Regions from separate parts of the Homo sapiens genome. Here region 1 is linked to region 2. The links are chromatin loops, found by intact Hi-C in ENCODE. Cell type or tissue: heart left ventricle. All regions are shown on one strand. Links, peaks and the distances in the headings refer to the core of each region. The heading gives the core; the rest is flanking DNA. Region 1 has its middle 95 kb from the start of PLEKHA5. Region 2 has its middle 120 kb from the start of CAPZA3.

What was found. Hi-C counts contacts between places; a loop is a spot of excess contacts. Peaks named below come from ENCODE experiments on the same cell type or tissue, not always from the same donor. Only the 100,000 strongest peaks of a DNase experiment are listed, where the experiment ranks them.
Region 1: a loop joins it to region 2, with 2.1 times the contacts of the local background. A loop is called at or near these places in 4 of 110 quality-filtered maps.

What each region holds. Positions count from the first base shown.
Region 1 is chr12:19,033,740-19,036,667 of GRCh38, forward strand. No RefSeq gene overlaps it. Among named protein-coding and RNA genes, the nearest start is that of PLEKHA5, 95 kb to the right of the region's middle. In heart left ventricle, for the core only: no CTCF peak of the experiment used is centred there; no DNase peak of the experiment used is centred there; H3K27ac peaks cover 528 bases.
Region 2 is chr12:18,860,085-18,863,012 of GRCh38, forward strand. No RefSeq gene overlaps it. Among named protein-coding and RNA genes, the nearest start is that of CAPZA3, 120 kb to the left of the region's middle. In heart left ventricle, for the core only: a CTCF peak has its summit at 1,381 (motif pointing right); no DNase peak of the experiment used is centred there.

The DNA of each region.
Region 1 (2,928 bases), core at 144-2,643, 170 kb after region 2:
CGTGATTGTAAGTTTCCTGAGGCCTCCCCAACCATGGGGAACTGTGAGTCAATTAAACCTCTTTTCTTTATAAATCACCCAGTCTTGGGTATTTCTTTATAGCAGTGCAAAAAATGGACTAATACAACATCTGAGACCACCTCAGCCTGGACTTCATTGTCCATATCACTATCAGAATTTTGGTCAAAACCATTCAACAAGTCTCTAGGAAGTTCCAAACTATCCTACATCTTCCTGTCATCTTCTGAGCCCTCCAAACTGTTCCAACCTCTGCTCATTACCCAGTTCCGAAGTCACTTCCACATTTTCAGATATCTTTATAGCAGTGCCCCACTTCTCTCAGTACCAATTTTCTGTATGAGTCCATTTTTACACTGCTATAAAGACCTACTTGAGACTGGGTAAATTATAAAGAAAAGAGGTTTAATTGACTCACACTTCCACATGGCTGAGGAGGCCTCCGGAAACTTACAATCATGGTGGAAGGCAAAGGGGAAGCAAGCACATCTTACATGGCAGCAGGGGGAAGGGGAAGCTGCCAAACACTTTAAACCATCAGATCTCATGAAAACTCACTTGCTATCATGAGAACAGCATGGGGAAAACCACCCCATGATCCAATCACCTCCCACCAGGTTCCTCCCTCAACACGTGGCGATTACAGTTCGAGATGAGATTTGGGTGGGGACACAAAGCCAAACTACATCATCTTCTAAAACATCTATTTCTTTTCAGAAAGGGTGTCTTTTTAAAATTGATACATAATAATTGTATTCAAATGTCTTCACTTCTGACAACAGACGAGTGGGATTTTCCAAGCAATTCTCCAACTCTCTGCAGACCCAACTGGTGTCCTACAATTTAGCTTCTGTCACAATCTACCTGGAGATCCACAGTTTTAAGGGCTCACTCCCACAAGACTGCCCCACACTACCACTTGATACTTCAGGTTATCACCTGTAATTTGACCAACTGGCTGTAAATCAGAGGTTCCCACGACCCCTTCCTCAGATTTGATTATTTGCTATGGCGGCTCACAGAACTCAGGAAAGCACTTTACTTACTGTTACCCATTTATTATAAAAAGGATCCAACTCAGGAAGCCAAATAGAAGAGATGCATAGGCTCAGGTATGTGGGAAGGGATGTGGAACTTCCATGCCCCCAATAGATGTGCCACCCTTTCAGCACTTTTATGTTGGAAGCTCCCCAGACCTTCTCCTTTTGAGGTTTAGGGGAGGATTCACTGGGCATCGTTAATTAAATCATTGGCCATTGCTTATTGAATCAATCTCCAGTTCTTCTCACCTCCCTTAGGTCAGGAGGTGGGGCTAAAAGTTTCAACCTTGTAATCACGTGGTTGGTTCACCCTGGCAACAAGCCCCCACTGGACACTTTCCAGGAGCCCCAGCCACCAATCATCTCATTAGCACACAAAAGACACCAACCACTTCTCAAATTCCAAGACTCATAGGAGCTGTGTGCCAGGAAACTACAAAGACCTAGTATATACTTCTTATTGTAAATCATAATATCACACTTAAAATCAGGGAGAAAAGAAAAACAGTATCTTAAGTGTGTAGGTATGTTTTGTGATAGGGAAGGACATGGTGGTGAGGAAAAAGTTATATTGAATCCATCCCTAGGAATTTTATTTCCTGAGAAAGCCTGATAAAATCAACTTGCATTCAGCAAATGCATAACTATAAGCCAGGCATTGTGTTAGGAAGACACTACTTTTATCAAGATGAATTAAAATATTTTCTGACATCAAGTAGGAAGACAGACAATACAATGTGCTAAGTGCTGTGATGGGGTTAAGTACAGAGCCAAAGTTGAGTGGTGGAGAGAGACCAGTTCTGATTGGGGAAGTCTGAAAAGACTTCCAGAAGGGATTTTAATCAAACTAAGTCCGAAATTGTCCAACAGAGTATGACCTTTCCAAGCAGCACTAACAGAATATGCCAAGTAGAAATGAATGAAAACACATGGAGTATGGGAGTACTGGAGAATTATGAGTGGGTGGATTATGTAACCCCTAGTGAGAGGTTATGTTGGAAGAATGAAGTGTGGTCAGATTATGAAGACTCATGGATGTTTGTCCAAAGAGACTGGCTTTTATGAGGCCAGCTATTTTTCATTCAATAGACTTTTAGGTTCCCAAAAGTGCCCTAATGGAAGCACAGGGTGGGTCAAAAGGTCAAGTTTCTGCACACCGCCCCCACCACTCCACCTCACTGCACTTCTTCTCTCTTATGTATCTCTTTTAGATTTTCAACTTGGAAGAAGAGCTTAGTTGTTATTTTTAAGTTTTAAAATCACTCATGTAAACAAGAGTCATAGAAATTTTTTAAGAAAATTAAATGACTGTACTTATATTTTAGAAAGCTAATTCTGGCTGCAAGGTGGGGAAAAGATTAGAGAAAGAAAACGTAAAAGGTAGAAAAAACATACAACTGTTAAAAATAGCCCATACAGGAAGGGCATGGTGGCTCATGCCTATAATCCCAGCGCTTTGGGAGGCAGAGGAGAGTGGATCACAAGGTCAGGAGTTCAAGACCAGCCTGGCCAATATGGTGAAACCCTATCTCTACTAAAAATACAAAAATGAGCTGGGCATGGTGGCACGCACCTGTAATCCTAGCTGCTTGGGAGGCTGAGGCAGGAGAATCACTTGAACCCGGGAGGTGGAGGTTGCAGCGAGCCAAGATTGTGCCCCTGCACTCCAGCCTGGGCAACAACGCGAAACTCTGTCTTAAAAAAAAAAATAGCCCAGACAAGGAATGACAAAGGGTCCAAATCAAGGTAGTGAAAGTAGGGATATGAACAGAAGTAGGAAGAGAGAACAGATTCAAGAGATATTTTAGAGTTTGAATTGATAGCTATTTGCAACTCCTACATCACATGCAGTAGTTTTTGACAGTGTTTG
Region 2 (2,928 bases), core at 336-2,835:
AGGACGTCTTATTCCCAATAGAATATATAAAGCTTGCTAAAGTATTTCTTTAAAAATTTTTAGACTGTTTTTTTTGTAGTAAGGTTTAAAATCATTAGCATTTCCATCCATTAGAGGCAAATTTGCACTCTAGAAAGGAAGGAGATAATTAAGGCCGTGGCTAAATAGCTGTCTTTCTAGATCACTTTTTCCCTAATATGAACCCCATTGTGCACCAAAACAAAACAAAACAAAAACAATTGGAGGCAGAAAAGCATGAAGCAAGCCGTTGATTTAGAGACTGAAATCTTACATACAAATTTAATAGCCTTGTTACTTTTTGGCCGATGACTTTGGGCAATCTGGAGTCTTATTTTCTTCCTAGAACATTGTAATGTCTACTTCTAGGATACTGTGTGACAGTAAAGCTGACATCTCTGAAATAAGCCTGTAGACTTTAAAAAGTTTTCAGAACAAGTTCGCCTCGGTGGTGTACACTTGCAGTCCCAGCTACTGAGGAGGATCACTTGAACCCAGGAGTTTGACACTACCCTGGGCAACATAGTAAGATAGTAAGACCTCCTATCTCTCTCTAAATAAATAAATAAATAAATAAATAAATAAATAAATAAATAAATACAAATAAATAAAATGTTTTAAAAACATACATGACTATTGCTGAAGATCCTAAAATAAGGCTACCTGCTTAAAAGCATAAATTAAAAGAAAATGTCAATCTCATTTATGAAAAATTAAAAAACAAACTTTAAGGCCTAGGTATAAGATCTGAGACTAACCATACTGCAGTATATACATGAAAAGGTACCATCTAGGGATTTTTTAGACTTAAATTTTAATCATAAAATACTTCAAACATTAAAAGTACAGAAAATGCTATAACAGTTACCTACTACATACCACTAACATTAAACAGATGTTAACATTTTCCATAATGTGTTTTAGCTTTCTCTCTTTTGAGGATACAAAATGTTACAGTTAAAATTAAAGCCCTTCCTCCCTTCTTTCCTTTTGTCTTCCTCTCTAAACAACCACTTTCCTGAAGTTTTTCTATATCTTTCCATATAAGTTTTGAGACATTTACCTCCACAAAGAAAATGTACTACTGTTTCATATATTTTTAAATTTTACATACATAATATGCATATAAATATTTGTATCTTTTTAACCTCCTTTCTTCCTGTTAAAAATGTGTTTTTGTGCTTTACCTGTGTTGATATCTGAAGGTCTACTTTCTTTACACAGCTCTGCAACATGATGTTGAAGAACTACTATGTATGCGTTTTCTTATAAACGTACAGGTTTCTCCCTAAAAGTGTAATTGCTGCGTTTATGGCAGATGACCATCTTCACATTTACAGCCCCACTGAAAATTCACAATCTCTCCAGTAGGTGTCATCAGAATTATTAAGTTTTACATATTAGATAAGTATCATATGGTATGTCTGAATGTTTTAATTTATATTTCCCAGAATACTAGCAATATTGAGAATCTTTTCAAATTTTTATTGGCATTCAGTTTTCTTCTTCTACTAATTACCTATCATTACCTTTACCTATTTTTCCATTGCATTGTTTTTCTTTTTATCATCAATTTGTAGAAGCTCTTTATATATTCTGGATACTAATCCTTTGATGGCTATAGTATTACAAGTTTCTTGTAGTTTTTATCTTCTTTTTTCATATTTTTCATGGTATCTTATAGAAGCTAGTATGTAGTCAAATTTGTTAATATTCTCCTTAATAGTTTGTGCCTTTGCATCATACATAAAAAACCCTTACCTGATGTAATTCACCTATTATTTTCCCTGTTTTCTTCTAAATTTGTATTATTTTACTTTTTAAGCCCTTAGTTTATCCAGAATTCAATATGTATAAATGTACAGATATAGAATTTTTCAATATCAATAACAAATTGTCACAATGTCATTTACTTAATAATCCATCCTGCTCCCACCAAAATTTTATTGCCACCCTCACTATATAAATAGATTGGGCTCTAAATTCCTTTTTCTTTTCCATTGGTTTGTCTATTTCTGTGTCAACCCTCAGTTTTTACTCATAGGATTTACAAAAGTTATAATACCTAGTCAGACAAATCTACCATTATTTTTATTCTTCAAGATTGTGTTGACTTTTCTCGGTCATTTATATTTCCATATATATGTGAGAATTTGTCTGTCAAATTCTATTCAAAAGAAATTGATGATATCTTTATTGAAAGTACACTAAATTTATAAATTAATTTGGATATGTTTCCATCATTATGAATTTGAGTTTTCCCAACCACAAATTACGATATCACAGTCATATTACATCTTTTCAATCAGTTAAGCCTTCTTTTAATGAAGTTTTAAAATTTTCTATGTAAAAGTCTCAGTAATGTTTTATAAGTGTTTTTCTACATATCATATAGTTTTGTCTCCTATTACAAATGATATGTAAAAATTTTATAGTACATTTTCTGAGGAAGACAGCATACCAAGTGATTAACAGAACAAGTTCAGGTATTGAAACCAAAAGACTCGAGTTCAAATCTTGCCTTTGCCATTTACAAGGTGTGTCACCTAAAGCAAGTTATTTTAATCTCTCAGTATCTCTAGGGGATAATTCACTCATCTGTCAAATCGAGGGTCATAAAAATACCTACTTCAGAAAATTCTGGTGGTGATTACATTAAAGAAGGAGAAAGAGAAAGAGAGACAGAGAAAGAGAGAGAGGACTCAGAACAGCTTGGCACATGGTAAATGACTAATAGATGTTCATTGGTCATATCAGTTAGGATAGGCTAGGGGATGCTACATTAACAAATAACCCTAAAATTTCAATGACTGAAAATGAAGTTTACTTCTTGTTTATGCTGTATGTCTATCATGTATTAGGTAGGGCACTATTCTCTTTTGTCCTCACCCCAGGACCCAAATTGTCTAT